Linked DNA regions of Homo sapiens: region 1 is linked to region 2. The links are chromatin loops, found by intact Hi-C in ENCODE. Cell type or tissue: heart left ventricle. All regions are shown on one strand. Each heading gives the region's core, and the rest is flanking DNA. Links, peaks and the distances in the headings are about the cores only.

The links. Peaks named below come from ENCODE experiments on the same cell type or tissue, not always from the same donor. Only the 100,000 strongest peaks of a DNase experiment are listed, where the experiment ranks them.
Region 1: a loop joins it to region 2, with 4 times the contacts of the local background. A loop is called at or near these places in 3 of 110 quality-filtered maps.

The regions. Positions count from the first base shown.
Region 1 is chr22:32,020,909-32,030,020 of GRCh38, forward strand. The region is part of intron 4 of LINC02558 (long intergenic non-protein coding RNA 2558); the gene reads left to right. Among named protein-coding and RNA genes, the nearest start is that of SLC5A1, 18 kb to the right of the region's middle. In heart left ventricle, for the core only: no CTCF peak of the experiment used is centred there; no DNase peak of the experiment used is centred there.
Region 2 is chr22:32,077,640-32,085,639 of GRCh38, forward strand. SLC5A1 (solute carrier family 5 member 1) reads left to right here. Exons shown (of 15, transcript NM_000343.4): 6 at 4,227-4,332; 7 at 5,435-5,515; 8 at 6,800-7,020; 9 at 7,261-7,396. Among named protein-coding and RNA genes, the nearest start is that of SLC5A1, 38 kb to the left of the region's middle. In heart left ventricle, for the core only: a CTCF peak has its summit at 3,473 (motif pointing left); no DNase peak of the experiment used is centred there; H3K27ac peaks cover 249 bases.

The DNA.
Region 1 (9,112 bases), core at 681-8,680, 56 kb before region 2:
AACAGTAATTTGAGAACATCTATCAAAATTATATCAAGAGAATGAGAAGATAAGGCACAAAGTGGGAGAAAATATTTGCAAAATATGTACCTGACAAATGACTATTATCCAAAATATGCAAAAAAACCTCTTAAAACTTAACAATAAGAAAATTAACAACCTAATTTAAAAATGAGCAAAAATCTGAATGTCTAGACACCTCACCAAAGAAGATATATAGATGGCAAATAAACATATGGGGAGATGCTCGATGTTATGTAATTAGAGAATTACAAATTAAAACAAAAATGAGATGCCACTATACACCTATTAGAATGGCCCAAATCTAAAACTTGACAACACCAAATGTTGACAAGGATGTAGAACAACAGGAACTCTCATTCACTGTGAGAATGCAAGATGGTACAGCTACTTTGAATAAAAGTGTGGCATTTCCTTCCAAAGCTAAACACAGTCTTTCTATGCATACAATCCAGCAATCGTGCTCCTTAGTAAATGAGTTAAAAACTTATGTCCACACAAAAACCTGTACATAAATATTTATAGCAGCATTATTCATAATTGCCAAAACTTGAAGCAACCAAAATGCAAAATGTCCTTCAGCAGGTGAGTGGATAAATATACTATGGTATATCCATACAACAGAATATCATTCAGTGCTAAAAAGAAATGGCCTATCAAGCCACGAAAAAACATGGAAGAACCTTAAATGCATATTACTAGATGAAAAAAGCCAACTGGAAAAGGCTACCTACTACATCATTCCAATTATATGACATTCTGGAAAATACAAAACTACAGAGGCAGTAACAAGATCAGTGGTTGCTAGGGGCTAAGTGGGGAGGATGGGGTGAATAGACAGAACACAGAGGATGTTTAGGGAAGAAAAGCTACATTGTGCATGATTCTATAATGATGAATGCATGTCACTGTACGTTTGTCAAAACTCATAAAATGTACAACAGCAAGAGTGAACCCTAATCTAAACTATGGACTTTGGGTGATAACGAAGTGTAAATGTAGATTTATCAATTGTCAAAGGTACCACGCTAATGTTGGATGATAGTGGGAGAGGCAGGGCATGGGGTTGGCAGGGGTATATGGGAACTCTTTTTACTTTCCACTCAATCTTGCTCTGAACCTAAAACTGCTCTAAAAGAATAAAGTTCATTTTTAAAAAATTATACATTCACATATCCTTTGACCTAACTATTTTACTTCTAAGAATGTATGCTACAGGCTGGACATGGTGGCTCATGCCTGTAATCCCAGCAGTTTGGGAAGCCAAGGTGGGTGGATCTCCTGAGGTCAGGAGTTTGAGATCAGCCTGGCCAACATGTTGAAACCCCATCTCTACTAAAAATACAAAAATTAGCCCGCTGTGGTGATGTGTGCCTGTAGTCCCAGCTATGTCAGAGGCTGAGGCAGGAGAATCACTTGAACCTGGGAGGTGGAGGTTGCCCTGAGCCAAGATTGCGCCACTGCATTCTAGCCTGGGTGACAAGAGCAAAACTCCATCTCAAAAAAAAAAAAAAAAAAAGGAATTTATGCTATAGATTGGCTCATGTAAGGGCAAAATGACCTACACTCGAAGTTATTTATTATGGCACTATTTGTAATTGAAAAAGATTAGAAACAATATAAGTATCCATCCACGAAGCACTAGTATATATTACAATATATCCACTTAATTGAATAATACTATCCAGCTATTTTTAAAAAGGAAAACGCTTGTGTATTGATATGGATTGATCTCAAAGATAGTTTGTTGGATTCAAAAAGTAAAGTGTGGCCAGGCGCAGTGGCTCACGCCTGCAATCCCAGCACTTTGGGAGGCTGAGGTGGGCCAATCACCTGAGGACAGGAGTTCGAGACCAGCCTAGCTAATATGGTGAAACCCCATCTCTACTAAAAATACAAAAATTAGCCAGGTGTGGCAGTATGCGCCTGTAGTCCCAGCTACTTGGGAGGCTGAGGCAGGAGAATCGCTTGAACCCAGGAGGCAGAGGTTGCAGTGAGCTGAGATTGCGCCACTGCACTCTGGCCTGGGTGACAGAGCATGACTCCATCTCAAAAAAAAAAAAAAAGTTAAGTGTGCAAAGCAACATATAGTATGCTAACATTAGTGTAGAACATGAGGAGGTAGAGGAAGAATATAGGTACATATTTGCTTATATGTACATTTAAAAATCTCCTGAATACACAAGAAATTGACAAAATTGATTGCTTTCAGGGAAAAAATTTGGATGACTGAGAGGCTTTCTCTCTCTATATGCCTATGTACCTTATGAACCATGTGAATGTATTATTTACTGCATCAATAGATGTTAGGAGGAACGGAGGGGAAAAATGATAAAAAGGAAAAGAAGAAGAACAAACACGACTCTAGGATCACTGGCTATCCAAGCAGTAAGGGACCCTAGCAATCTTCTAGCTTGACTCCATAATACATTCACTGACTCCACAAATACATCTTGAGTGACTCATATATGCCTGACACTTCCAGGTGCTATAGATAGCAAGTTGCAAAGGTATAGGGGTAAACAATCTAATGGAGAAAGACCTTACAGTTTATCAGTAAGAAACTGAAGCCCAGAGAAAGAACAGGCCTTGGCCAAGATAACCAGAGACTTGGTGGGAGAGCTAGGGCTGAAACCCAGGTCTGCAGTCTGTTTGGTTTTATTACCTATTCTGGGCTTAAAGTACAGCAAAGGAAATGGACTTCATAATGCAGTCAATGTTTATGAGCATAATGATAACTGAACCACAAAACTGGCTTTCCTCTCCTACATCTACTTTCTAATCATCATAGTCACAGCCAATGGAAAGACCTTTCAGTACTAATTAACACTATTTCATCCTCTACCTACAGAAACTATTATGTAGGAGTCATTATAAATAAATACGCATGCACACACATCTTTCTGAATGATGGTTCATCTGTCCCTGCTGAGACACGAAAAATGGTAAGACAAAGCATTAAGGCAGATACTCAGAGAATGATCTTCTGTTTGGGAATAGGGAAAAGAACCGAATCCACTGTCAACTGTCCCTGATCCCTGGGATTTTCTAAGGGTCTCAGTCAAACTCCTCAACAGGGTTTTTCCAAGTTTGGGAAATCTTACCAGGAAGTAAGAAAAGAGGAGTGTCATTCTCATTACCTTGAATGACAAAGAGCAACAATTAACCGCCTGGGGTGTAGCCTAATGTATCCAATTAACTTTGATTTCAGTATTATATAACACACATGAAAATGGAACCATATACACACAAACACATATATAAACACTCCTATAAATATATGCCCACTTAGACATGTACACAATTATCAACTCCAAAACACAGAATAAAAGTCTGAGATGAAAAGCCATCAGTTCTAAAGCCATGATTATCCAAATATGAAATCATAAAATCTCTGTCTTTGGAGTGATTCTATATTGGAAAAGGGGCTGCCGATTGAACTCCAGCTTCAGTTTGGCTCTGATGGGTAGGGGTAAAGAGGAATAGATCCTTACTGAGATATCAATTGCTGATGGGAGAGAGAAGATGATTCAGGGTTGTGCTTGAAAAGAGCCAAGAAGTCAAATTGAGATTTTTTTATATGGGCTTAGGCTGTGAGTCCCAGCACAGGGCCTTTTTTTCCCCCTTTTTTCTTAGAGATAGGGTATGGCTCTGTCACCCAGGCTGGAGTGCAGTGGCAGAATCATAGCTCACTGCAGGCTCAAACTCCCAGGTTCAAGTGATCCTCCCACCTCAGCCCCCCAAGTAGCTGGGACTGCAGGTGTGTGCCACCATGCCCACCTAATTTTTTTATGTTTTACTTTTTGTAGAGACAGTCTTGCTATGTTGCCCAGTCTGGTTTTGAACTCATGGCCTCAAGCAATCCTCCTGCCTTGGCCTCCCAAAGTGCTGGAATACAGGCATGAGCCACTGCGCTCAGCCAGGCCTCATTTTTAATGGAAGACCACTTGCAAGGCCCATTTTCTGTGCTTTCCAAACAGAAGTCATCCTGGGTCTCAATTTAATCTCTTGTTTTGACTCATCCTGAGTCACTCACTGCTTGCTTCCCACTCCTAGTCCTTGAGAAAGCACCTGGTCTGCAATGGCTTCCTTCAGTGCAAAGTATACTCCAAAGTCATTGTGCCATGTGGAAAGAGTATGGGTTCTATGGGGCAAAGGCCTCTTTATACTGCAACTGTTATTAACATTGTGATTACCCTCATACATGCCTGATATGGGAGAACTGCTTGTACTTCTTGAGCACAGGTAGCTGCTGGTGAGGGTCCTTGAGGGCCAGTTCCTTTAATACCTGAGTCAGGCATACATCAGGTTTTGGATTTCTACAACCTCCAAGAATAACAGACTCTTCACACTGAAAAGGGTTAAGAGCATTCAACCAATCCCCTCATTCTGCAGTGAGGAAACTGAGACCCAAGGAGTAAGAGTGACTTGTCCACATTTATGCCCTGGTCTCTGAGTTCCTAATCCAATGCTCTGCCATCTCTAAAAACATTGTTCATCACGCCTGTAATCCTAGCACTTTGGGAGGCCGAGCTGGGCAGATCACTTGAGCCCAGGAGTTCGAGACCAGCCTGGGCAACATAGTGAGACCTCATCTCTATTTTATCAAAAATAAAACAAAACATTGTTTAAAAAAAAAAACTCCTACAATTTCTTCTAAATCTTAACCTACATCTACCCTGTGACTCAGCCTTTCCACTCCTAAGTATTTACTCAGGAAAAATGAAAACATATATCCACAAAAGACTTGTACACCAATGTTCATAGCAGTTTTATTTCAAGTAGCCAGAAACTAGATACAACCCAAATGTTCATTAGCAGGTAAGTGGACAAACAAAATGTAGTGTATCAACTCAATGGAATACTACTCATCAATTAAAAAACAGAACAAGCTACTGATGCATACAATGTGGATGAATCTCGTAGATACTGAATTGAGAAAATAAGTCAAACATAAAAGAGTACACACTGTATTATTCCATTTATATGCAGCTCTATAACAGGCAAAACAACTTAGTCTATGGTGATAGAAAACAGAGTAGTTGTGGGAGGCAGGAGAGGGATGATTGGCTGCAAAGGGGTATGAGAGAACTTTCTAGTGTTCTGTCAATGTTCTACATCTTGATTGAGATGGTGGTTATGTGGGTATATTTGTCAAAACTCACCAGACTGGGTGTGGTGGTTCATGCCTGTAATCCCAGTACTGTGGGACGTTGAGGCAGGTGGATCACCTGACCTCAGGAGTTCAAGACCAGCCTGGGCAACACGGAGAAACCCCAGCTCTACAAAAAAATAAAAAAAAGTAGCCAGGCATGGTGGTGTGTGCCTTTGGTCCCAGCTATTTGGGAAGCCGAGGTGGGAGAATCGATTGAGCCCGGGAGACCAAGGCTGCAGTGAGCCAAGATCACACCACTGCACTCCAACCTGGGTGACAGAGGGAGACCCTGTCTCAAACAACAACAACAAAACCCACAAAACTATATATTGAGGAAAACATTCCTGTATATTGATAACTGCCTCATTTTTTTTTCCAGTGGCCACTAGTATTCCATGGTATATATGTGCAATAGTTGATTGTGACATTTACCTACATATGGGCATTCAGGTTGTCTCCAGGTATTTTGTTTTGTTTTGTTTTGTTTTGAGACAGAGTCTCCCTCTGTTGCCCAGGCTGGAGTGCAGTGGCATGAGTAAGGCTCACTGCAGCCTGGACCTCCTGGGCTCAAATGATCTTCCCACCTCTGCCTCCCCAGTAGCTGAGACTACAGGCACATGCCACCAGGCCCAGCTAATTTTTAAATTTTTGGTAGAGATGAGTCTATGTTGCCCACGTCTATGTTGCCCAGGCTGGTCTCAAACTCCTCGGCTCAAGCAATCCTCTAACTTGGCCTCCCCAGGTGTTCTTTGAGAAGAATGACAACTCTGTTGGTGAAAATACATGTGAACTAAATTGCAGTGAACTGAACTGAACCAAACTGAAACGTGGACAGTATCAGGTTGGCAAATATTTAAAATAATTCTTTAAAAATCACACAAAAAGATGCTAGCATCACTAATCATTAGGGAAATGTGAATCATAACCACAATTAGATACCTTTTTACACCCACTAGGATGGCTATTTAAAAAAAAAACCCACAGAAAACAACAAGTGTTAGTGAGCATGTGGAAAAGTTAGAACTCTTGTATGCTGCTGGTGAGATTGTAAAATGGTGCAACCACTCTGGAAAACAGTATGGCAGTTCCTTGAAAAATTAAAAATAGAACTACTATAGTATCCAGCAATTCTACTTCTGGGTATATATACTCAAAAGAATTGAAAGCAGGAACTCAAGCAGATGTTTGTATACCCATGTTCAAGATAGCATTATTCACAATAGCCAAGAGGTGGAAATAATCCAAATGTCCATTGACAGGTGAACGGCTAAACAAATGTGGTATATACATACAATAGAATATTAGCCTTAAAAAGGAAGGAAATTCAGATACTACAACATGGATGAACCTTAAGGATATTAGGCCCAGTGAAATAAGCCAGACACAAAAAGACAATTTTTTTTTTTTTTTTGAGATGGAATCTCACTCTGTTGCCAGGCTGGAGTGCAGTGGCAAGGTCTTGGCTCACTGCAACCTCCACTTCCCGGGTTCAAGTGATTCTCCTGCCTCAGCCTCCCGAGTAGCTGGGATTACAGGCACCCACCACCACACCCAGCTAATTTTTTGTATTTTTAGTGGAGATGGGGTTTCAACATGTTGGCCAGGCTGGTCTCAAACTCCTGACCTCGTGATCTGCCTACCTCAGCCTCCCAAAGCGCTGGGATTACAGGCATGAGCCACTGCACCCAGCCTAAAAAAAAAAAAGACAAATTGGTATGATTCCACTTATATAAGATACCTAGAACAGGCAAATTCATAGAGACAGAAAGTCAAATAGTGGTTACCAGGGACTGAAGGGAGGGGAGAACAGAGAGTTATTGCTTAATGGGTACAGAGTCTCAATTTAGAATGATGGAAAAGTTCTGTAGATAGATACTGATGATGATTGCACAACAATGTGAATGTACTTAATACCACTGAATTTTAAAATGGTTAGAATAGTAAATTTTATCTTATATATATTCTACCACAATAAAAAAATTCCATCAAAATGAGTGTCATCTGGGACAGTCACCCCACAGGGCAGTTTGATGACATATATCAGTCTTAAAAATAATCAAGCCCTTTGATTAACATTCTGTATTAGGAATTTCTCATAAGAAAATAGATGAGTGTTAGAGGGACATTCATCTCAGCAATATCTACAATAATACCTCTAGCTGCCCTAAACGTCCCAAAATACAGAATTTATTAAGTAAATATAAATATATCAATATGCTAGAATAATTTGTGGTCATTTAAAAATATGTTGTAGATCTACAAAATTCAATGCACAGTGCAATCCAATTTTGCAAATATGTGATACTTATTATTAATGTATGTAATATATAGCTATATTATATTTTATATATTTGTTTCTTTGTTTTTTGAGACAGAGTCTTGCTCTGTTTCCCAGGCTGGAGTGCAATAGCGCAATCTCGGCTCACAGCAACCTCTGCCTTCCGGGTTCAAGCTATTCTCATGTCTCAGCCCCCGAGTAGGTGGGATTACAGGCACCCACCACCGTGCCTGGCTAATTTTTGTATTTTTAATAGAGAGATGGGGTTTCGCCATGTTGGTCAGGTTGGTCTCGAACTCCTGATCTCAGGTGATCCACTTGCCTCGGCCTCCCAAAGTGCTGGGATTACAGGCATGAGCCACTGTGCCCGGCCTTTTATTTTATATATTTTAAAGTCTGAAAGAACATATATTCCAAATGTTAACAGTGACAATTTCTAAAATATGGTTTTAAGAATAAGACTTTCAGCCAGGCATGGTGGCTCACACCTGTAATCCTAGCACTTTGGGAGGCCCAAGGCAGGAGAATTGTTTGAGGCCAGTTGTTCAAGACCAGCCTGGAACATAGCAAGACCCCATAAAATTTTTTAAAATAATAAAACTTTTTTATTTTTGGCTTATCTATATTGCCTCCTCGGGTTTTTTCCCAAATAAAATAATATATTTCAGGCATAATTAGAAAAAAACAAGTGAATTTGGGCAGAACTCATATCTAACCATTCTTTATAATGCTGGATGTCAAAGAGGCTATCTGTGAAACAAGAGGTGACTCTACTGGCAAGTTTTGCTTTGGTTTGTTTTTTTCTTTTTTTTCTTTCTTTTTTTTTCATTCAACAAGAGGGTAACTTGACATTTGGCTTACCAGTTCAAGGCTGCGATTTTTATAATGCATTATACAGAGATGTGCACCTCCATAGTACAGGTGTAGATGGGAGATGACAGTAGCAGGTGATTTTGTATTCTGAGTTTAACGCGTTTAGCAGTATCATCTTCTTTTTTTTAGAGAGAGAGATGGGGTCTCACTCTGTCACACCCAGGTTGGAGTGCAGTGGCAGGATAGTAGCTCACTGCAGCCTCGAGCTCACCTGTAATCCCAGCTACTTGAGGGTTGCTCAAGTAATCCTCCCATCTCAGCCTCCTGAGTAGCTGGGATTACAGGTGTGTACACCGCTTCCAGCATTATCTTTGAAGAACCAAGAAAGGCTTTACAGAGGAAGCAACAGTAAAATGCCCATTTAATATATAAAGACTTTCTGACATGACAGAAAGAATGCATGGGCAAAGGCAGGGGAACCTGAATGGTCCAGTTTGGATGGATATTTACTATATATTCATACAACTCAATAAACAGTTATTGGACATCTAAGTGCCACACATGCTCCTCTAGGCACTATAGGTACAGCAGTGAAGAAAACAGTCCCTATTCTGATTCTAATTGTGAAAGATAGGTTTTAAAAAGCAAGCAAATAAGAACATGATATGTCCAGCAATACTAAGTGTTAGGAAGGAAAATAAAGCAGAATAAGGAGATAAAGAGGGCCAGGAAGAAGAAAGGTGACCAAGGAGGGTCTTTCCTGATGGTGTCAAAGGAAAGAAGAATTAATTGAGCCACATGGATTTCTGGCAGAAAGGCTTCCTTGATAAAAGGGCAAGTACAAA
Region 2 (8,000 bases), core at 1-8,000:
TATTCACCACTCAGATTTTATAGATCTTAACAATATATTATTTGTAGAAAAGAAATAAAACATTACAGATATAGCCGAAGACCTATTTATACCCTTTTCTTGGTCTCATTTTCCTCTTTCCTAAAAGGTGAATGCTGTCTTGAACTTGGTGTGGATTCTTCTAGACTATGTTTTTATATTTTTACTACATATATATATGGGTACCCGTATAGCCATAAAGAATATATTCTGTTTTAAAATTTCTGCTTCCTGCACTTTTGAAACTGTAGGAAAAATGTAACATTGGCATTTAAAAATCTTGGGGTGGGAGATGCACACTTTAACTCCAATACCAATATTTTCATATTTTGGCCTTGCTCAAATTGTGTGTATTCTTTCACAAAGTTGCAATTAGAATATGCGCATCATTTTGTTGTCTTCTCCCCACCCCTACCATCAAATTGTAAATGTTCCAGTTTCAGTTTTCATAATTATTATTTTTAGGGGCTGCAGAACATAACTGTTGACATATAATTTTTAGAAAGCCATTTAAAAATCCTCTGGTGGACAAAAATCTCTTGACAGTGGTCACTTCTGGGCTACTTTTACTTTTCAGTGTGTAACTTCTGCGGTTATTTATTTATTCAATTTTTATTTGTTTTTCTTTTTTTTTGAGCAAAACTCTATCACCCAGGCTGGAGTACAGTGGCACAATCTCGGCTCACTGCAACCTCTGCCTCCCAGGTTCAAGCAATTCTCCTGCCTCGGCCTCCCAGTTAGCTGAGATTACAGGCATGCGCCACCACACCTGGCTAATTTTTGTATTTTTAGTAGAGACAGGGTTTTACCATGTTGGCCAGGCTGGTGTCTCAAACTCCTGACCTCAAGTGATCTGCTTGCCTCAGCCTCCCAAAGTGCTGGGATTACAGGCATAAGCCACTGTGCCTGGCCTGTGGTGTTTATTTTAACCCCCCACACATACATTATTTTATTTGAGATTTTATTTTAAAAGTAAATTAAAAACTTTTTCTTTGTTGCTAAAAAAGACCTTGCTGGCTGAGCATGGTGGCTCAGGCCTGTAATCCCAGTAGTTTGGGAGGCTGAGGTGGGTGGATCACAAGATCAGGAGATTGAGACCATTCTGGCCAACAGGGTGAAACCCTGTCTCTACTAAAATACAAAAAAAATTAGCCAGGCATGGTGGCACGCAACTGTAGTCCTAGCTACTCAGGAGGCTGAGGCAGGGGAATCACTTGAACCTGGGAGATGGAGGTTGCAGTGAGCCGAGATTGTGCCACTGCACTCCAGCCTGGCGAAAGAGCAAGACTCTGTCTCCAAAAAAAAAAAAAAAAAAAAAAAAAAAAAAGACCTTGCTCTCTGTAGAAAATATTCCAGAAAGCAGAAAGGAGGTCCCTTACTTTTCAATGTTGTTTTGAGGATCAAAATAACGCATGTGCCTAAATGTCCTTGGTAAACTGTAAAACTCTCTGAACATGAAGAAAAGAAAACAAACAAACAAACAAACAAAAAAAAACAACCCTAGTGGGTTTGTTTGGCAGCTAGGAAGGACCAAAGACTAATGTCAGAGCACCCAGACTAGAGTGGCCTTGCTCAGCTGGAGTCAGCTACATAAGCTTAGCTAAGGTATTCCCAGCCTGGCCTTTGGCATGCCAAGGCAGAATTCATCTCTGAAGTTAGAATGACTCATGCGAGGAAGAATTTGTCCTAGGTTTCTTCAATTCACCAGGGAGGTTTCCTTAGAATCCTTTATCTGTACTGTTAGAAGGAAATAGAATATCATAAAAACAAGACTTTTATTAGCCCAACACTTTTCAGAAGTCTTTATAGAGGTCATTTATAGCATTATCTTATAACTTATGTGTTGCCTCTTTGTGACTAATGACAGCAAGGCACATATTAATGAGGGTATCACAGTCTACGATGGCATGTTGTCATAAAGCATTAAAAATTAACTACTCTGGAAAATCAACCAAGGGCAGTTTAAAGGCAGTGTCAGCTTTGTAATCTTTTCCTATCTTATTTACACTTATTAGCTAATCCACCAAATCAAACGTGTGTGCATTTAACAGAATTTCACTGCAATCAGTGAATGGGGCCCCTTGAATTTAAGTAACTTTATGTGACTGTGTAGAGGCATGAGAGGAGAGGGACCAGCATTATAAATATTCATTACAATTTCAAATGGCCCAGTGTGCAGAGTCAGGAAGAAGTGGCCATTTCACTTTTGGCAAGACTTATGCACAGCAGAGGCGCCTTCCTCCTCTTGGGCTACTGCAGAGGGCAAGGCAGAATGGAAGCGGTCCAGAACCCGGGAGAAGAATGCTTTCCTCACTGCAGACCTTTCCCACTTCCAACCACTGAGAATCACAAGTCCCTGGAGCCAGGACTTCCTGCATAAACACGAGGACACTGAGAATTAGAGAGGGGAAATGTTTTGCCCAAAGGTTTGCAGGCCTAGAGTGGCGGCACTGGGGCTAAAATGCTGGTTCTTCTGACTGCTAACTCCAGGGAGAGAGGAGTTTCTTTCTAACTCACCATCTCTCCTCCCACCTCCTGGCTCTGCCTCCCCTCCTTCACCAGGGAAGATGGTGACATTGGGTCCCCTGGGTGAGAGAATCTTCAGGGGAGATCTGGGCAGAGGGGAACTATGGCATCAGGTCCTCAAAAGGCCCACCTTCGGGAAGGAGGTCGAATCACCCTCCAGGGCTCACGTGTTAGCTCAGAAGCATGGAGTTGGTATTAGATGTGCTCTTTGCTAACTGATGGAGGGAGGGAATAGGAGATTCTCATAGGAGGGACAGGCAGGTATGGTGGGAAACTTAAACACTGGAGGGCCCTCAGGAGCAGCAATGGGATGGGGACTGGGAAACGGAACTAGAGAGGAGATGCAAGATATAAGAGGAGATGTGAGAAGTAAGAGTCCAACCCTGCTGGCCCATCCCCAAGGCTCCGTCTGGGTGCTGTTTGCGTGCCGTGAAATGTTAGGGTTTGTGCAGTGAAAACAGTTCGTGCATTCATTCCATCTAGGGAAGTCCAGTTTCGTCCACACCTGGAGATTTGAAAACAAAAGACTCAGCTGGGCGCAGTGGCTCACGCCTGTAATCCCAGCACTTTGGGAGTCCAAGGCAGGCAGATCACGAGGTCAGGAGTTCGAGACCAGCCTGACCAACATGGTGAAATCCTGTCTCTACTAAAAATACAAAAATTAGCTGGGTGTGGTGGTGCACACATGTAATCCCAGCTACTCAGGAGGCTGAGGCAGGAGAATCGCTTGAACCCAGGAGGCAGAGGTTGCAGTGAGTTGAGATCGCACCACTGCACTCTAGCCCGGGCGACAGAGTGAGACTCTGTCAAAAAATAAATAAATAAAAAAGACTCACCATGATCATCCCTTAATACTACCCTCCCTGGTATTGTTTTGGAGATGACATGAACATGCATTTGGGGTGACCCTGGTGCTCTCTGCTGGTTTATATGAGCAACTGCACCATCCAGCCAGGTAGAAGGTTCATTAGGAGAAGGCTGAAAGAGACAGGAAGGAGGAGAAAGGGTGAAGATGGAAGAACTGCATCAAGAATTCAGGAGTGAGGAGGGAGCAATTCTCCCAGAAATTACATGAAATAATCTAAATAAAACCAGCAAGTACCAAGCCTGCTATGTAAGAGGTGCTTGGTGATGTTCTGGTTGTGTCTGAGTCAAGATGGACTGCATCCGGGTTGGGGAGTTAAAATTACAAACTTGCTAAGTTTCTCCCCGCTCCTGGGTGGGGGTGGGGTTTCTCACTTATGGACTCTCCAGCACTCAGACTTGCTTTTGGGGACGAGCTCTGATAAACCTGTGTACACTGAGGTGCAAAAGATGGACAATAGCTCAGAGCAACAGTCTACAGGTGACTTGCAAGGAACCTCTAAGTGTTAATAGCTGTTCCTTGGCAAAAAGAGTTCAATAGTTGAGTGAGTTTGTGAGATGTCATGTACCGTGTTCCCTCCCTGGGGATGACTGTACATGGCATATATTAAAGGCTCAGAAAAGTTGTGTGGCAAAGAAACTGCCTTAATTCTGTTTAGCATTTTATAGACCTTTTTGACCATGGAATTCTTTTTCTCATGGAATACGTATTATCATCTTGAATAAAGCTTGCTTGGAAAATCAGGAGTAGAGAGACTACAGGCCCTGTAGGCAGCTGACCACTCTCCCTCCTAACTCCGCCTCTCCTCTCCTTCCAGGCAGACATCTTCTCGGGGGCCATATTCATCAATCTGGCCTTAGGCCTGAATCTGTATTTAGCCATCTTTCTCTTATTGGCAATCACTGCCCTTTACACAATTACAGGTGAGTCCATTCAAATAAACCAGCACCTCAAACCCAGCTCGGGATCAGGCACTAGTGAAGGATAAAGGGAAGTAGGAGAGGTGGTTTCTCTTCTTGAGGAGAGATACACTCAGGTAAGAGTTTGGGAGTGAGGTATTTGCTTAGTACCAACTCATAGACCCTCCAAGTTATACAAGTGGTTTCAGAAAGCTGTGGTGTTGGCTGGGATAGTCAGGGCAGCTTCTCACAGGAGTGCATGCAGAGCTGGGCCCTGTGGGTTGTGGAGATGACTTAGCTAAGGTGGGAGAATCAGAGCAGTGGCAGGTGCAGAAATAAGTGAGCACAGGGGAGTGGAGGCAGGGTGGGCACGCAGATGCTCTTGGCTGGAGGAGGGTGGCCACTGAAGGATCGTGGGGGTTTGTGGGGACCATATAGCTTGATAGTTCAGATGAGGTCACAGCATACTGTGTGTTTTGAACACAGTATACTGGGGTTTGGAAAGCCAGGCAGAGGCCTTGGATTTGATGTGTCAGGGACTGGGAGCCCCTGTAAGGAGGGAGAAAGGCAGTGACTCACACACAGAGGTTTCAGAAGAGGACTCAAGTGGCCACCCAAGAAGCTGGTGCATAAATAGCAATTGGGGCTCCTTTGCAGAGGGGTCACTCTGCCTCCTTGGTGGGGGTGGGAGGGATCAGCTTTAGAACTTGCTGCTTGACTGCAGCCCCACAGCTTTGGGGACTAAGAAAAAGGTAGACATATGTCCCACCATCTCCACAGCCAGCTCTTTGCTCCTCCCTGCCTTGTGTGTGGAAGACGCTTCTTCTTACCACAGAGGAGTCATCTCCTTTGAGCCATCTTCTGGCTCAAAAGGGTCACACCAGACTCTTTCCCCTCAAGTAGGGAGAAACATTCGCCACTTCTATGACAGGTGGAGCTGTGGGAACATGCTGAATAGCAAAATACTGTAACAGGACAAGGGAGGGAAGGAAGGAGAGGCAGGCAAACCACTGTGGGGATGTTCTCAGAAGGCCAGCAGAAGTAGAGGGTGGAGAGTGGGGAAGGAAGCAAGTAGACAGGTCACCCTCCACACGAGGTCAGATGTGTTGTCTTCTTGCCTGCTTAGGGGGCCTGGCGGCGGTGATTTACACGGACACCTTGCAGACGGTGATCATGCTGGTGGGGTCTTTAATCCTGACTGGGTTTGGTAAGTGGGGCCAGGGCAGGCTGAGGAGGTGGGAGCAGAGGTAGAGGGCCTCAGGAAGAGGAAGGCAAGTCCAGCCTCTCTACCTGCTTGCCAGACTAGGCAGTGAGCTGAGGCATGCTCTGCCCTTCCAAACGGAGGGTCCAGCCCAGATGGGCTGTCATTGTGGGTATGCAGGGTCAGCTTCCTTATCCCTGGAAGACTGAAGCTGGGGCTGGTCCTGGATTTTCTGCTGCCCTCTCTCACCAGTCTGGGCTAGTGGTTGTGCTGTGAGCCTGTGATAACATGGTGTTCTGTTTGCAGAGAAACTGGACAAAAAAGGATAAGGCTAAATATCCATCAAGCTAAATCTAGTCAAATGTTGCGTCTTCCATCTTAGGCTATATCTTATCTACATTTTGATGTCAAATATCCTTTCTTTTATGAATTGTTGATAGTGGGTGATAATGTTCCTTTTAATGCCCCTATTTGGCAAAATTAAAAACTTGGCTCCTCAGGGTTGGCCCTCCAATTAATTTTTTTTTTTTTTGCAATTTTACTTGTCTATGAAATCTTAAAGATGAGACTGGAGAACCTAGGTAAGGGTACTTATTATGGGAGGATAGAAAGTACATTTTATTTCTAGGTGCTCAAGGCCCACTGTGTATCCTGCAAAAACTTGTATTTGCTCTCCACTCTTCTGTTTTCTAAGGACTTTCATTTGGTTCTCCCCAGCAGGCCTTGGGTGTTAGCTAGGCAGGCAGTGGAATGACTTATTCAAGGACACACAATTGAGAGGTGGCAGGTTCTGGATTCCTCACCCATTCCCTGTCCATCCCACCACATGCTGGGTCCAGGAGTGGTAGGTGTGGGTCTGAGGTCCCAAAGGCCACTGTGTGTGTCTAGGTCTGTGTGTCTCTAGGCCTGAGTCCAAGGCTCCAAAGGCCATGGCTGACAGCAGAGGGTGAGGGAAAAAACAGAGTCTTTGTATGTGGTCCCAAACCAAGGTCTTTCTTTGATTAATAAAAGTCCCTTCCCTTTTACAAAGAGGTTTACAGTTGGAGTACTTTTACAAGTGATTGCTTTGGTCCCCATAATAGCCCCCAAGGGGGCTGGGCAGGGCTACTAATCTCATTCTATGGATGACAAAGCTGAGGCCCAGAATGGGAAGGTGATTTGCCCAAGGCCACTCAGTGAGGGCTCTGTCTGTGGGTTGGGTCCTCTCAGTTTCTCAGGCATCTATGGAAAGAAGCTGCTATGACGAGTTGAAGGTTTCAGAATGTTCATTTCTGTACCGATGTTTTCCAGCTTTTCACGAAGTGGGAGGCTATGACGCCTTCATGGAAAAGTACATGAAAGCCATTCCAACCATAGTGTCTGATGGCAACACCACCTTTCAGGAAAAATGCTACACTCCAAGGGCCGACTCCTTCCACATCTTCCGAGATCCCCTCACGGGAGACCTCCCATGGCCTGGGTTCATCTTTGGGATGTCCATCCTTACCTTGTGGTACTGGTGCACAGATCAGGTACCCAAGCTGGATGTGCGGGATGGACAGAGTCTTCTCCAGGGCCCTACAGGAACTCCTGTCTGTCTGTGGTTTGCAGGGTTGGGACAGGGAGGGGAGAGCTCAGGTGGTTTGTAAGTTGCCACGCCCCAGTGATACAGCAGTGCCAGGCCAATGACCCAAGATGGCGAAGCTAGGAAGTACAAAGGTGTCACAGGGTCTCTGGTCTGCACACCTCCCTTACTGGGCTTTTTCTGGCAGGTCATTGTGCAGCGCTGCCTCTCAGCCAAGAATATGTCTCACGTGAAGGGTGGCTGCATCCTGTGTGGGTATCTAAAGCTGATGCCCATGTTCATCATGGTGATGCCAGGAATGATCAGCCGCATTCTGTACACAGGTAATAACTTCTGCTGGACCCACAAACCACTCTCCCTTTTTCTGTCTCCAAGTCACTTCTAAAGCTCTATAGCTTCCCGCTTCCTCCTCTTTTTTTTTGAGACCAGGTCTCACTCTGTCACCCAGGCTGGAGTGCAGTGGTGTGATCATTGCTCACTGCAGTCTCCAACTCTAACTCCTGGGCCCTAGTGACCTTCCTGCTTCAGCCTCCTGAGCAGCTGGGACTACAGGTATGTACCACCATGCCTGCCTAATTTTTAATTTTTTTTTTTGTAGCGATGGGATTTTGCTATGTTGCTCAGGCTGGTCTTGAACTCCTGGCCTCAAGTGATCCTCCTGCCTTGGCCTTCCAAAGTGCTGGGATTATAGGCATAAGCCACCACGCCTGGCCCTCTTCTTTATTTGTTATGGTCATATCCAAGCATTATTGCTCCTGTGCTAGACAGTGAGCAACTTGAGGGAACTTTTGGAGTTGTCTTCCCTGGTTTCTTATGTCGACAATTGTTTCCTCCTTTTTTTTTTTTTTTTTTTTCAAATCTTCTAAAGTTATGACATGCCTCCAGGTCACTTCTCCCTAATAATATTTGCTCAATTGTTGCTTAATC